Regions from separate parts of the Homo sapiens genome. Here region 2 is linked to region 1. A link is a loop called in an ENCODE intact Hi-C map of the cell type or tissue named here. Cell type or tissue: mammary epithelial cell. All regions are shown on one strand.

Evidence for each region. A loop is a pair of places that touch in the nucleus more often than their neighbours do. Peaks named below come from ENCODE experiments on the same cell type or tissue, not always from the same donor. Only the 100,000 strongest peaks of a DNase experiment are listed, where the experiment ranks them.
Region 2: a loop joins it to region 1, with 19 times the contacts of the local background. A loop is called at or near these places in 2 of 110 quality-filtered maps.

Annotation. Positions count from the first base shown.
Region 1 is chr5:51,836,990-51,844,989 of GRCh38, reverse strand. No RefSeq gene overlaps it. Among named protein-coding and RNA genes, the nearest start is that of LINC02118, 170 kb to the left of the region's middle. In mammary epithelial cell, a CTCF peak has its summit at 3,478; no DNase peak of the experiment used is centred here.
Region 2 is chr5:51,488,529-51,496,528 of GRCh38, reverse strand. No RefSeq gene overlaps it. Among named protein-coding and RNA genes, the nearest start is that of ISL1, 110 kb to the right of the region's middle. In mammary epithelial cell, no CTCF peak of the experiment used is centred here; a DNase peak (open chromatin) is centred at 628.

The sequences.
Region 1 (8,000 bases):
GGGAGGTCTTTCTTGTGCTGTTCTTATGATAGTGAATACGTCTGATGAGATCTGATGGTTGTGAAATGGGGAGTTTCCCTGCATAAGCTCTCTTCTCTTGTCTGCTGCCATGTGAGACGTGCCTTACACTTTCAATCTGATTGTGAGGCCTCTCCAACCACGTGGAACTGTAAGTCTCAGGTATGTCTTTATCAGCAGCACGAAAATGGACTAATAAATTGGTACCAGTAGAGTGGGGCGCTGCCGAAAAGATACTCGAAAATGTGGAAGCGACTTTGGAACTGGGTAATAGGCAGAGGTTGGAAAAGTTTGGAGGGCTCAGAAGAAGACAGGAAATTGTGGGAAAGTTTGAAACTCCCTACAGACTTGTTGAATGGCTTTGCCCAAAATGCCAATAGGGATATAGGCAATAAAGTCCAGACTGAGGTGGTCTCAGATGGAGAAGAGGAACTTGCTGGGAACTGGAGTAAAGGTGACTATTGTTATGTTTTAGCCAAGAAACTGGCAGCGTTTTGCCCCTGCCCTAGAGATTTGTGCAACTTTGAACTTGAGAGAGATGATTTAGGGTATCTGGCAGAAGGAATTTCTAGGCAACAAAGCATGCAAGAGCTTACTTGGGTTCTTTTAAAGATATTCACTTTTATAAGGAGAGCAGCGCATAAAAGTTTGAAAAATTTGCAACCTGACAATGGGATAAAAAAGAAAAATCCATTTTCTGGGGAGAAATTCAAGCCGGCTGAGGAAATTTGTGTAAGTAGCAAGGAGCCTAATGTTAATCCCCCAGACTATGGGGACAATATCTCTAGAGCATGTCAAAGACCTTCACAGCAGCCCCTCCCATCACAGACCTGGAGGCCCAAGAGGAACAGTGGTTTCGTGGGCCCGGCCCAGGGTCCCTGTGCTGTGTGCAGCCTTGGGACATGGTCCCTGTGTCCTAGCCACTCTAGCCGTGGCTGAAAGGGGCCAACATACAGCTCAGGCTGTGGCTTCCGAGGGTGGAACCCCCAACCTTGGCAGCTTCCACTTGGTATCGAGCCTGTGGTTGCACAGAAGTCAAGAAGTGATGTTTGGGAACCTCTACCTAGATTTCGGATGTATGGAAATGCCTAGAAGCTTAGGCAAAAGTTTACTGCAGGGGCGGGACCCTCGTGGAGAACCTCTGCTAGGGCAGTGTGGAAGGGAAATGTGGGGTCAGACCCCTCACAGAGAGTCCCTACTGGCGCATTGCCTAGTGAAGCTGTGAGAAGAGGGCCACCGTCCTCCAGGCCCCAGAATGGTAGGTTCATTGACAGCTTGCACTGTGTGTCTGGAAAAGCCACAGACACTCAATGCCAGCCCGTGAAAGCAGCCAGGAGGGAGGCTGTACCCTGCAAAGTCACAGGGGCGGAGCTGCCCAAGAACATGGGAACCCACCTCTTGCATCACCGTGACCTGGAGTCAACGGAGTGTCATTTTGGAGCTTTAAGATTTGACTGCCTCATTGGATTTTGAACTTGCATGGGCGCCTGTGGTCCCAGCTACTCGGGAGGCTGAGACAGGGGAATTGCTTCAACCCGCGTGGCGAAGGTTGTAATGAGCCAAGATCGATTGCACCACTGCACTCCAGCCTGCGCCAGGGAGCGAGACTCCGTCTCAAAAACAAACAAACAAACAAAAAAAAAGTAGCTCTGGGAAATGGTAATGAATATAGCATGCATCTAATTGCTTCTCCGCCAGCTGTAGCATTTGGAATGGCTGTATTTATCCAATACCTGTACTCTCATTGTATCTATGAAATAACTAGCTTGCTTTTGATTTTACAGGCTTATAGGCAGAAGGGACTTGCCTTGTCTCAGATGAGACTTTGGACTGTGGACTTTTGGGTTAATGCTGAAATGAATTAAGACTTTGGGGGACTATTGGGAAGGCATGATTGCTTTTGAAATGTGAGCACATGAGATTTGGGAAGGGCCAGGGGTGCAAAGATGTGATTTGGCTGTGTCCCCACCCAAACCTCAGCTTGAATTGTATCTCCCAGAATTCCCGGGTTGTGGGAGGAACCCTGCGGGGGGGGGGGGGGGGGGGTAATTGAATCATGGGGACCTGTCTTTCCTGTGTTATTCTTGTGATAGTGAATAAGTCTCCCAAGATCTGATGGGTTTATCAGGGGTTTCCACTTTTCCTTCTTCCTCATTTTCTCTTGCTGCCACCATGTAAGCAGTGCCTTTCCCCTCCCGCCATGATTCTGAGGCCTCTCTGTGGAACTGTAAGTCCAATCGAACCTCTTTTTCTTCTCAGTCCTGGGTAGGTCTTTATCAGCAGCACGAAAATGAACTACTACAGTACTATCCCAGACTTGTTCTTTACTTTAATATTTTAATGTAACTAGCCAAAGTTAACAAAAATTAAAATGCCCTTGACAGTTTAGAAAGGTACATTTACCATATACATGATACGTAAGAATTTTGTTTCATTTTGCTTTTAAAATTCAGTAATGATAGTACATTTATTGAATGCCTTTCAGGTAGCTTTAAGTGATTTTGCTTTTCTACTCTCTTTGACCACTTAAACTATTATGTTTTAGTGATGTGTTTCCCAAAATCAAACTAGCTTTGAATTCCTTGAAGAGCACTTGATTTGTCAATGATGTACTTTAGGTTTTGTATCTACATTTACAAATACAACTAATCTTCCGTTCTCTTTTTTGTTTTTTCGTTACATGTTTTGACACATGAATTTTAGTAACTTTGTAAGGTGGATTATTATTCCTACTGATATTTATTCTCTACAAGTATCACTGAAAATTTAGAAGTCGAATTTTGTACCAATCACTGATGCTGTGATAAATATCATCCATATTAGTTTTCCTAATTATAAAAACAGTAACGCTGGACTGGGTGTGGTGGCTCATGCCTGTAATCCCTGAGTTTTAGGAGGCCACAGCGGGTGGATCACCTGAGGTCAGGAGTTTGAGACCAGCCTGACCAACAAGGTGAAACCCCATCTCTACTAAAAATACAAAAATTAGCCGGGCATGCTGGAAGGTGCCTGTAGTCCCAGCTACTTGGGAGGCTGAGACAGCGGAATTGCTTGAACCCAGGTGGTGGAAGTCACAGTGAGCCAAGATCCATTGCACCACTGCACTCCAGCCTGCGCTGAGGGAGCAAGACTCCGTCTCAAAAAAAAAAAAAAAAAAGTAACACTGGGAAATGGTAATGAATATAGCATACATCTAATTGCTTCTCCACCAACTGTAGCAATGTTTTATTTAAAGCAATTAAGAAATTGTGCTTTGACAGGTTTCAAATTTCACCCATCTGCTTACATATGATTTTCTGGATGGATATATGAATATTAATAGCAACTCTGTAAACAGGTGCTACAATTCTCTTCGTGAAACAATTTTGTCACATATGCATAGTCCTGGTCAGTAATGACCTAATTTTATTACTGTTTACTATCTAATAGCTCAAATGGCAGTGACATCATTTATCCTATGGGTGGCATCTGCTCCCCATGTCATTGTTATGTGTGTGTGTGCGTTTGTGTGTACATATGTATATATTCTTAGCAACCATTTTTGTAACAAACAGCAACTGTAGTTGAGGGTGGGGAATTCAGAATCTGAGAAATGGTAATTATTTATTTGTGACATATATATGAGTATAATAAAAATGCATTTGTATTTATACCAATATTATACATTGGTTTAATTTTCTCTTTTTAATTAATTGTTTATTATAAACAGGATTGGTGATACTTTTCTTGAAATGTTGAGTGAACTGACTCATAGATGAGATGAAAGTTCATATATTTCATGCATTTTGCTCTCAATAAGAATAGTATAAATATTCCAAGTGTTTGAATGTACAAATTTGACATTCCTGACCTGCATTTCTTGCTTTCCACTTTTATGTTTAAAGTTCATCACAAAATTTTTTAAATGTTTATTTCAATCTTAATGTTATTGTGAACTTGATCTATTTCATTAAATATATTATTTGGAATTATGTTCTACTTATTTGTTTATGGGTTCTTAGATCTTTAGGTATTATTTCGATTTGGCATTAGCAAGTCTAAGAAAGTACTGCCTTATGACAAACTTATGTCACAAGAACAGAATTTAGTATTACAAATAATATAGAATAATCAAACAGAGGCTGAAATATTAGTGAAAGTAATAATTCATTCACACAGAGAAAGAGAATACTGTATTTTAATGCTTCTACTACTATTTTAGGACCAGAGGTCTTTCATGTGTAATCTCTTCATTTGCTCCAACCAGTGCCCTCACATCCTCTGACATTTAAGGAACTGACACTACTAAACTGTGAGAAATTAAATGCAAACATTATGGATAATAAATTCAGATATCTTCAGAAATAAATGGCAATAAAGGAGATGCTTACCTACTGTAGAAGTTTTATTCTTCCACTATGCAGCATAATGCCAAAATATCTGGAATATTTCGGGTTGTGATTGCAAAAAATATATAATTCAGGTTCCTGCCTTTAAGAAGCTTACAATCTGCTCATTCACAAAGCATAACGAGTATATAATAGGCAATAAATGTTTTTATACAAACTGCATACGTAATAGCTTTTATTACATATAAACATAAAGAAAATAATAAAACTGAAGTTGAACATCAAGAGCTCTTTATAAGTCACAAGTTTTATGATGCAGTATAGGCTTTCTATAGTTCTTTAAAAGAGAATAGAACAAATACAACAGATTAAAGTAAAACTAGTTTTCAGTCAAAAGTGTTTAACATTTGTCAAAGTATTAAGCACCACGTAGAAAAAAAATATGGAGCACTTTTTAAAAAATTACCTTTGCAAATACTTTGAAAAACCTATGATTTCAACAATTACTTTCTAAAATTTGGTATAAATATGACAATTTTCATTGCAATTTATAAATTCTGAGAGAAGAGAAAGAAGGAAGTAAAGATGTAAGATGATTGACAACTTTGGATCAATGTGATGATTGTATCAATTTCAGATTCTCTGCTAACAATAGGTGCCTGATTGGATACCCCTGACTTTATTGGGAAGTGGATGGAATGTAATATGCCTTGCAGTGCATTAGTTGTTTGCGTTGATTGAATGAAAGACAAATCTCACATGGAGGAGAGTCTGAATCCCATCACTGTTACAATTACATTGAACACCAGTGGGAAAATGCCCTGTTGCTTCTGCAGTCTGCTGCAAAGTAGTAGACTTTTCTAGGCCACTGGCTTCCAGAATTCCAGATGATTTATTTTTCAATAAATTGATATGTATTTACATACATATACTTAATAGTAAATTAAATGATTGAGTTTAGAAAGCACTCTGTTTTAAAATAGGCATCTCCATCTCTCTTTTCAATTGCAAGCATTCAATAGTGTGTAACAGCAGATGGGCCTACTGACACTGAAATACACAAACTGTGTAATATTTTATAACTTTTTTTCTCCTGTATTAAGTGATGACATAAATGAAAAATATGGCAGGAAAGCAAATCATTAGTGTCTCTTCCTAGGAGTAAAATAAAAACTTTGAACTGTTGAGAGTTGAAACCCATATTTTCTTTGTGACCAATTTATAACATCTTTGCACCATGTTCCATGTAAGTGCTCTTTCTAAGAGTAAAAGAAACTAAATACACCATTGATTGAATTAATTTAGCATAGTATGCCACATAAATGCCTTGTAAACAAATAAAGACATGTATTTTTTAAAGCTTTTATTTTAGTCACCAACTTGGTGCCATTCATGTTTACCTACTAGATGCTGGTGGGCTACTGGGATTCTGAAAACAAACAACAGAAAACTAATCTGATTGAAGTGGCTTTCTAAGTAACATTTTAAAAAACTATTTATCAAACCTCTTTGCTCTGTTAGGCTTCACAAATGACAAGGCTATTTTAGAGTCATAAACCTCCATGCCCTGTGCAGTTGTGGCATGCAACCAAAGACGACTCGAGAGAAAATGAAGCTCTAATTGACTACAGCTGCTCACGCCTAACATTTCCCAACAGCATCCCAAGATTCTTAGATTGGTGTTTCTTCTTCCCTCCCAAACACAGACCAATGTGAACCTCCTGTGATCTATCAACTGGGTAAACTGAGGAATCCTTACGGTGGTCCCTGGGGTCCCTACATGGCCTAAGGCATGAGTGATCCTGCACCCAAAAAGCCAATGATTGATATGTGTTTGATTGCTATTCACTTGTTACATTCAGCACTCAGAAGGAAAGTAAAATGACAGTAATTTTCTTTGCTCACATATCATTTCTAACCTGGTACAAGGCTTTGCCTTCAAATCATAGGGAAGTGTTCTGTCCTTCGGAAGTTGCTATTGAAATATAGAATAGAACCATTACATTTTATTGGCTTAGCCTTTCCCTGCACTGCCTATAAAAACAGACACCGCTTTAAAATCTCTCCCTAATGTCCACTTTCTTGAGGGTGGAGCTGACCTCAAGAAGTTTACTACTTGTCTGTTAGTTAAGACTAATTAACTTTGACTTTGTTGTTAGGGCATCCTAATCTGGGGGTTCATCTTAAATAAACTGAAGAAAAACTGAATTCAGACCAAGAACTGGACAGTGACTGTTTATAACTTTATGTATTGAGACTTCTTTTTCTTTACTGCATGGCACTTACTTGTAAGGAAATTTTGTAAATGCGTAATCAATTCACCATTCTTTGATAACTACTCTACTGCTAAACCTTTTTTTATGATGGTGTTGCTTGCCCCTTTTCAATAAGAAATTCATCTTCAATGAAACCCGCCTTGAAATATAGAAAATAATTATTTTGCTAATTATTATGTTGTTTTGACATTAAAATACTAGCACTTTCCTGGATGTGAAATGATTTGTTCACATTGATTTTTAATGGTAACATTAATCTATAGACATTAGTGGGATCTTCTGAAGAAATAGGTCACTTAAATTTTTATTTCCTAAGTGAGAATCTGGGTTACATTTTAGTTTTTTTAAACATAACTTATATATGAAATTAATATATACAAATATTGTATCATTTTATTAAAATTACTATAATAATTTTATACTAATTTATACAGAGTTTTTTTGCATTACACAAGGGTTTCATAACAAAACATTTTAATATAAACCTTATCAGGTTCAAATCTGAATAATAACTCTAAAAAGTAGTGTTTATACAATACCTTATATTTACATGTCAATTATATCAATATAACTGAATAGCATTTTAACTTAACTAATGGTCAAAATAATCCTAAACAATAAAGTTATTATATAGCCAGTTTTTTAATCTTAATTTTTTATTTTATTTTGATCCACTTATATTTAAAAGTATTTACCATAAGAAAAATTTATTTATAGTCTTTCTCAGTGTAACAGAAAAATAAAAACATTCCAGAAATGCATCTTTGATAAGAGAAACTTTGTTTTCCCAAACACTATAAATCACAATGCTGAATCTCATTGACCAATGGCCAAATCAAAATGTGCTATTGGTCAAAAGGGAATCAGTGCTCTGAGATCTAACATAAGCTCAAGTTTTAGACAGAATCTTTTGAATCTAACCATTGGATAAGATTCACAGATAATGGCAGGTGCTGTGAGATAGACTTATCTGCTCTTGGCTGTGTCCTTGGCATATGCAGTTTTTGATGAACATCAAGGCCATTACAGTTTAGAATGATTGAAATAAACACTTCTTGCAGTCAGGTACTAATATATGTATATTAGGAGGTATGGATACAATGTGGGTTGTCATCTATCTATCTATCTATCTATCTATCTATCTATCTATCTATCATCATCTATCTATTTGAATGATTTATTTTAAGGCATTGGCTCACATTGTGGGATCTGGCATATCAAAAACATGTAGGGAAATCCATCACGTTGGAAGTATACGGGAGTTGATGTTGGAATTCTAAGAATGAATTTTTTGTTATTCAGGACACCTAAATTTTTTCTGTTAAAGGCCTTCAACTGCTTCTATGAGGTTCACCCACATATTCAAGGGTAATCTCCT
Region 2 (8,000 bases), 350 kb after region 1:
AGAGAAGGGTATAGACAATAAGGTATGGGATATATTAAGTAATGTTGAGTAAATGGGGTCAGGATATTAAGGACATTCTCATCTGTGTGAAAATATCTAAAATCAGACAGAATAAAATTTCTCTTGAAGGCAGCAATAACACCTTACTGATTCAAATATGATACATGAAATTAATTTGTAAATACTAACACAACCTTTTTCTGAACAATTTAATACTTTTCTGGCATATAATATAAAATTATTCAAATAAGGAAGTTTATGGATCCATAAATACAAACATAGTAGTTGTGTTTTTAAAATGTCTTAGTTTTAATAAACTAAAATAAAGCTCACCAAAACCCATTATTCAATAATTACATAGATTGTCAGAAAGAGCTTTTTCTCCTTTGCAGAATAAATTAAAATAATAATTTGTTTAAAATAATCTCAATGCACACCTTAAGAAAGAATGCTTTCCTAATTTTTTTTTATTCTAGTAGGTAGGAACATAATTAGTGACTGAAGCTGTAGACACTCTTCAGATTGAAGGAATCTTCAACAGGAAGAGGGGTTAAGAAGTTAAACCACAGTAACAATGATGCATCAGTGAAAGGCATGTTCCTTTTCATTCGTATGGTTTAAACTAGAAAACCTGTCATTTGAAAGAATAGTTGTTCTTTGAGTCATGGGTGGCAATGTAAGTCACAAGCTAATCCTGACTTTTTTAGCCTGAAGCTGAAGTCCTTGATTCTCATTCTGACAATTTCCCTGCAGCATTCTGGCGTGCTCCAGTTATACATGCCATGGGGATTATCAGGCAGCAATTACAAACTTTCTTCTGTGTAGGTTCCTGATTATTAAGTTGACTGACTTATTTTAACTTTTTCCTATTGCTAGCCTATCTTTAATCTTAGTTAAGACGGAATTCACAGTAGTCAAAATTGAAAACAAAACAAGGCAGGTTTTGAACTATATTTGAAAAACATGTAGACTTGTTAAACACAAGGATTTTGGAGATTGTGAGGGTAAATAAATATGCAGACATACAGAAAGTCTAACATTGTTCTTTGCTTTTCCACAACAACTACAATGTTGCAATGAATAGACAGCAACTTAGTGGAGGCATGGGAAGACTTGTTGGAGGAGGATGGAGTCAAAGTGAAGTAATTTAGATTAGGTTCAAATATATTTGAAACTCTGCCTAAGTACCTGGAGACCCAGAGTAAAGGGTGCATAATTAGGTTCATTATATGGCCAAATGCAAACATGATAGAGCGAGAGCGTGTAATCGGGCCAATATCACTGTTGAGATACTAGCCAAAGTCAGCTTGCGTTCTGGGATTTACTCTTGTCTTCTTGGGAAATGTTTGCGAGCTGAAATATACCTCAGAGGAAAAGTACTTTGAAGTTGGGACCCTATGTCCTCTGCTCAGGCCACCTGCCAAGTTCAGTGCTTCGACCTCCTCTTCCGAGTTCTGTGGCTTTCCCAGCGCCTAGCTGCCTGCCTAGTGCAGGCCCAACGGTGTGGCTTGGCTCCACCTGAGACAGCTTACCTAACCCTGCCATGGAAACCAAATGCCTGGAACTCCACCAGGCCATACCCTCGGTGGCCTCTCCGTGAATCCCACGTGTTGCTTGGATCCCCCCACCCCAGCTTTTGCCCATGGTTCTGATTTTCAGGCAGGTCTCCGTATGTCTGTCTCTACAACCAGGCGGTAGGCACTGCGTTCACCTAACTGTGTCCCCAGAAAGAAAAGTAAACAAATATGGCAACTAGCTTGGGAGTATTTGTTGCCAACAAATAAACAATCAGATAGGGATAGGTTTCTGCTAATTATGGAGACAATTACAGTACATTAATGTTACAGAGAGTGGCTGGGTTTCTATTCAGATGGTGTGGGGAAAACATCTTTGAGGAAATGACTTTTAATCTGACAGATTAAGAATGGGCTTGCCGGCCGGGCGCGGTGGCTCACGCCTGTAATCCCAGCACTTTGCGGGGCCGAGGCGGGCGGATCACGAGGTCAGGAGAACGAGACCATCCTGGCTAACACAGTGAAACCCCGTCTCTACTAAAAAAAATACAAAAAATCAGCCGGGCGTGGTGGCAGGCACCTGTAGTCCCAGCTACTCAGGAGGCTGAGGCAGGAGAATGGCGTGAACCCGGGAGGCGGAACTTGTAGTGAGCAGAGATCGCGCCGATGCACTCCAGCTTGGGCGACAGGGCGAGACTCCGTCTCAAAAAAAAAAAAAAAAGAATGAGCTTACCCTGGAGGATCCTTCCAGGCAGGGAAGAAAGCGAGTACAAAGGCCCCTAGTAGTGAAAATTGGTGGCAAGCTTGAGAAACACAAGAAGGCTGGAATGTCTGGCAGGGGATAGAGAACTCAGAGACGTGGATGGAGAGATAGACAGGGAAAATATCCTAGGAGGCTTTGGAGGCCAGGGTGAGGAATTCTCAGCACAAGAGAAAGCTGTGTGAGTTTTAACATGGGCACAACCTAATTTTATTTTATTTTAAATGACCGCTCTGGATTTTAGGGGACACGACATTGGGTTCTAAAAGACAAATTTAAAGGGAGCGATGCGGCATGGACTCTTCTGAGAGGGGCAAAAGTTTGTTGGTGGAAATCCTCTTTTTTCTAACCTTACACAGGTGACCAGGACCCCTCTGACTGGCCCATTCCTTCTTTAGATCTATTAATGTCTTTTATCAGAGTAAAGTCAGATCTTACTGGGCTCCTTTTAAATATCTGTATTTGAAAATATCTGCTTTGATTCCTCATATCTTGATTTGTGGTTTAACTCTCAGAGAGCAAATTTATTTTCTAATTTTCAGAAGGCACCTCTGTTACACCCTCTCCACATACTGCATATATGATCAACTCCAAGTATGAATGAACTTGCTAAACAAATTTTAAGAAAGAATTCCTTTAATATATTTGTGGAAGTAGAGGAGTTAGAGATATTAAAAGAAAAAAAATAAACCTTTCCAGGTTCTTTCCACCGAAGTCTACAAAATACAATTAATAACATTTAATTATAACAGTCTAAGAGCTATTGGAGACTTCAGAGCTGTTAAAATAAATTTATGTAAAAACTTTCACACAAGACCCAGAACCTTTAAGTTGATCATCACTTCCTACTTCACTCAGTCCTCTTCTATCTAGATGCAGAAGTCTCCTCTACAATGTTTTATTAAGTTCTTGTATGTCTCTTATTGCCAGTCTCTAATGAGGAAGACAGATCTATATCCAATTAGAATACCACCAAATGATTTTGTGATAATTAGAAAAAAAAATGTATCCCTTTGTCAAAACACTTTATTTCCACATGTCAGAATATTGTTGTAATAGATGGATATTTTTTGGAACAAAACACTTTACTGCCATCTGCCTGAAGTTTGTTTAAATAAATATCCAGCAAAAATGGTGCTCCTTGAACTACACATATCACAAACAAGAACCCACAGCAGTCCTGGTTGGCACTCTGTAGAAACAGGATCTCCAATGATGAAGGAAGAGAGGAAAGGAGGGGGAGAAGGAGAAACTCTGGTTGATAGGTCAAGGAGTATGCAGAGCTGTCTAACGTTCCCTCAGTAGGAGCAAAACATCTTCAGTCCTTAAGATCACGTATATTCATAGCACTTCTTTGTGGCAGGTAAAAGAACAAAATCTCATTTTGCAAAGAGGAACAGCAGACTTGGTGATATCCACTGGGTTTTGTAATATTACAGAGTTCAAGCCAGAATCCAGATGTTCTGACACTCTATCACGTACTTTCTCGCTAGGCTATGCTGTTTTCTAACTTTCTCATTCCTTTATAGTCTCAGAGTTAATGTTTTTCAAAATAAACACCAATTATCCCAACATAGATTCTTAACACTTAAGGCTGTGTCATTTTATAGTAGGAAAGTCAGAATACTTAGCGTTTTTCAGTCCATCAAGGCCAGTACCATTTCTATCTCATAGTAACTCAAGACTCTTGAAATTAATGAATTGTTGTTCCCTTCGTAGCCAGTTTACTGGTGCCTGCAGTCTCTTGTCACCATTGTCCTTGTGCTCACAGTATCCTTTATAGGGAAGAAAATAATGAAGAGAAAGCCTTGAAATACTTTTAGGTAAAGAGTTAAACATAGGCAGTTCTCAGAAGTTACATGCTAGGTTTCTAGAATAACAGCAGCAAAATAGCAGTAGAAAGGAGTTTGAAAAGAAAGCATCAGTAGAATCTACTGCCATTTAATAACGAACTAAAATATACTGGCTCTCCCACTTTTCAATATACTTAAAGCAGACAGGGTTCCCATCTGGTCATGGGACTGTCATGATTTACAAACTCCCATGAAGAGGGATAACTCTAGGACGTATCTGTGAATAGACCAAAAAGAGATGCAGATCGCTGAAGAGGAACTAAAGGATGACTGTCTGCTTGCTTGTTTATTCATTTTCTGGATTGTTTATCATTTTGGATCATCTCAATTCCAAGACAACTGAATATTTAAAATTGCCATTCACCAATAAGCAACTTCCATTTACACCTACTTAAAGTTGTAATTCATAAATGAGGGAAAACATTGTAGTTTCATAAGCCTGCTACACTATTCCAAAAATCTTGGAATATTCAAATATTATTTTCTACTCTAACTTTTCTACAGGTATAATTAACTATTCTTATATTTATCTTACTTTTTATTCTGGTTATAACTCTTACTTTAAAAAAATAAAACACAACACTTGCTATTTTGCCCTCTCCCAGCACTTTCTCTCTGTCTCTCTCTCTCTCTCTCTGTCTCTCTCTCTCTCTCTCCACCTGCTATTCTTCTCTCACACACATAAGAACAAATACACACTTAGCTGAATATCACAAGGGGAAACATGTCTGCAAAGTTTCAACACATAGACATAGGTTGTGGCATAGTGTCAACACCAGCTCCTGTGCTCTTTTTTTTTTAATAATTTGCTATAAAACTATAGATTCACATGTCTCTGTCACCTTCCTTTTCTATATTTCTATACAGAGCTTACCCCTCATTTTCTCATTATTTCATACTGGAAATTTCTGTTCTTGAATATTTGGGGTTTAGACAAACATAATGTCACTCAAAATAGCTATTCTCTTGTTTTCTTTTGATTATTCAGGATTGTTAATTTTATACCTAATGTTAAAAACTTTCCATGAAACATTTAATGAGGATATTTTATGGTTTAATTTCAAAAATTATTGCATGCCTGTGTTCAAGAGAAGTATATTGACCCTGGCCAATGTAAACGACCCAGTTGTTTTTACATTTTCCAGAGTGACAAGATTATTTCCTGTGATGAGAGTAGGAGTAGAGGTGATGATGCTTTGTTCATTTTTGTTCATTTGCTGCATTGTATTAGATTGTAAGACACTGGAGATCATGTAATTCAAAATGTAAACAAAATGGATGTTTGTTGGGTGGTTAGTCAATGAGAGGCTGAAAGTTGGTTTTGTCACAGATCACTGGCTTCTCTCATTTCTTTTTGAAGGTGTGTGTGAAATTTTAAGAGTAATTAAACTACATTATGCAAGTCAACTATCTTGGCCATGGCAGGTTAGAAAGTGAAATAATTTCATAACTTGTTTGATAATTAGTAAGCCTGAAGATGTATCTTATTTGGTCACTAAATCAGGAGTATTAACTTACCATGATTGGATTATCTAAATGCACAATATGTGCCATAGTAGAGATTGCTTTGAAGATAAACACACAAACATAAGAATACAAAAATTCTGAAATTTAAAGCCTTATGAAGTTTCACTAATGTTAGACAAAATGTAAAATGTCAAAGAGATTGTGTAAGTATGTACTTAAAAATTCTTTACCAAGAGAATGATTGGATTACAGTTGAATATGAATATAAAGACTTCTCAATTAAGTGAATTTGTTGATACACAATGGTACCGTAATACTAATACTTCAATTTGTTTAGCTTTTTTAAGTTTTAAAAGTACTTTCACATCTATTATATCATTTTATATGTAATTTTATTCAACATAAAATTGCCATTGTAGTGATTGTTAAACTGCAAATAATTTAAAGAAACAATCTGTATAGGTGCATTACAATTAGTACATTTAAAGTTCTTTAGTATATGCAACGCTGGAATGCTTGTATTAAAACTGATTTCTCAGAAATTAGTCTACTTCACACATAGACACACAAAAAAGTATTATAATTCAGGCTCTACTTCAGTAAAGTGGACAATTGAAGAAATTATCCGGGTAAAAAAATTGAAAAAATAATTTGAACCTATGATATTTACCCTCAAAATTTGTAATGAACTAGCCAGTTGAATTGTCACTATCCAGACCAAAAAAAAAAATTGGTTGGCATGTTTTGGTTTCTAAATAGTGTCAGGCAATATACCAGATCAATTAAATCACAATTTCATGGATTGGAATCAACCACATTATATTTTGAAGGTATCCAGGTGATTCCAATCAAGGCTGAGAACTGTGATGTGATCTGGTGATGTAACAGTATTCATATCATCTGTTTTAGTGTAAAACTATCACAGTTACAGAATATTACACATATATTAATATTGTATTCAAAATATACTCTATATCTAACAATTCTCTATTTTTTAAATCTAAAATATTACTTGTGTGAATACATAACATTACATAGTATAGTGATGCTACAGCACAACAGAAATACAAAGTTTATAACCCACTATTCCTAACTATTAAAAGTTCACAATAGATACCGAATTTTGGAGGATTATTTAAGTGGTAATGTCTTACAAAACAAAAAGAAGCAGCTACACATACAAATGATGTGAAATGCCTAAATTTGAAAAAATAAAGACAAAATTAATTTACACGTGTTTTAATTTTTTAATATATTTTTGATTGTTACTAAATACAAACATTAACATCTGTGGGAAAAATATATCTGTTTTCAATTATCTGGAGTTTGAGTTTTAATATGTAATAGTAACAAGCAGTGATTGTACATTTCTTTTTAAAATGACTACCTCATCCCTGATTTCTTTCATCCTCATTTTTGACCTGAGTCACATATTTTACTCTGTCCTTTATGCAGAGTCATAAACTCTAAAAGAACAGTGTGTTACTGGCGATCATTGGATCAGCAAAAGCAGACTCCAGTGATGCTTGTCTTACTGAGATACATGACCTCAGCATCTCTGTGAGCCAATGAAAACATTAAAAGACTGACTTCTACAATCTTCCAGGAGTCAGTGTGAACACCATGGCGTTCCATCACCTGCCAAACGTTTAACAGCAGCAGCAGATTATGGCCCACAAACTGTTGACTGGTACATTAAATTTTAGAGCTATTATGCTTTAGGCATGGATGTATATTTTTATTACAAACTATATTAACAATGACATTTAATCATATCTTCATTAACTTTCTAGCTCAGCTTCCAGGAATAAATGCCATCAGCTTTCATGTATTTTGAATATAATTGATTATTGATACCATTATCAAAACAAATTGTGGCCAAAGGAAGTCAATCAGATGCACCTAATAAAGTTAAATGCACTAAAACATGAATATCCCAGATGGCTGAATCCTTGAACAGATAATTAAGGTACACTCTTATTTCATTTTTCATAAGAATAATCTATTCTGGACATCAGCCAGAAAACAAGGTAGGAGAGTTTTTTTCCCCATTGCTAAGAGAGAAGACTGTTTATTCACTGTGATTAGCCAAACAATTTATATGATTACTCCCATAAATATAATCATTTTGAAAAATTAATGAGAATGTTACATCTAGTCCAACAGAAGAGGCAGAATCATCTTTATGAAGTGTCTTCTATTTAAGGGATAATAGGTAAATAGTCGTATAGCACATCACATAAATGCTAAATTCAAAAAGTTATTTTATGTTTTTAATATATAATTTGTAAAGACAGTTTCGTATATATTTCTGAGGGAAAGGTTGCATTTTAAAGTCTAAAGTAAATTAAATGCAAGAAAAGAAAATGGATGCTAAAATTTGTTTACACATAATTGGTGGATTCT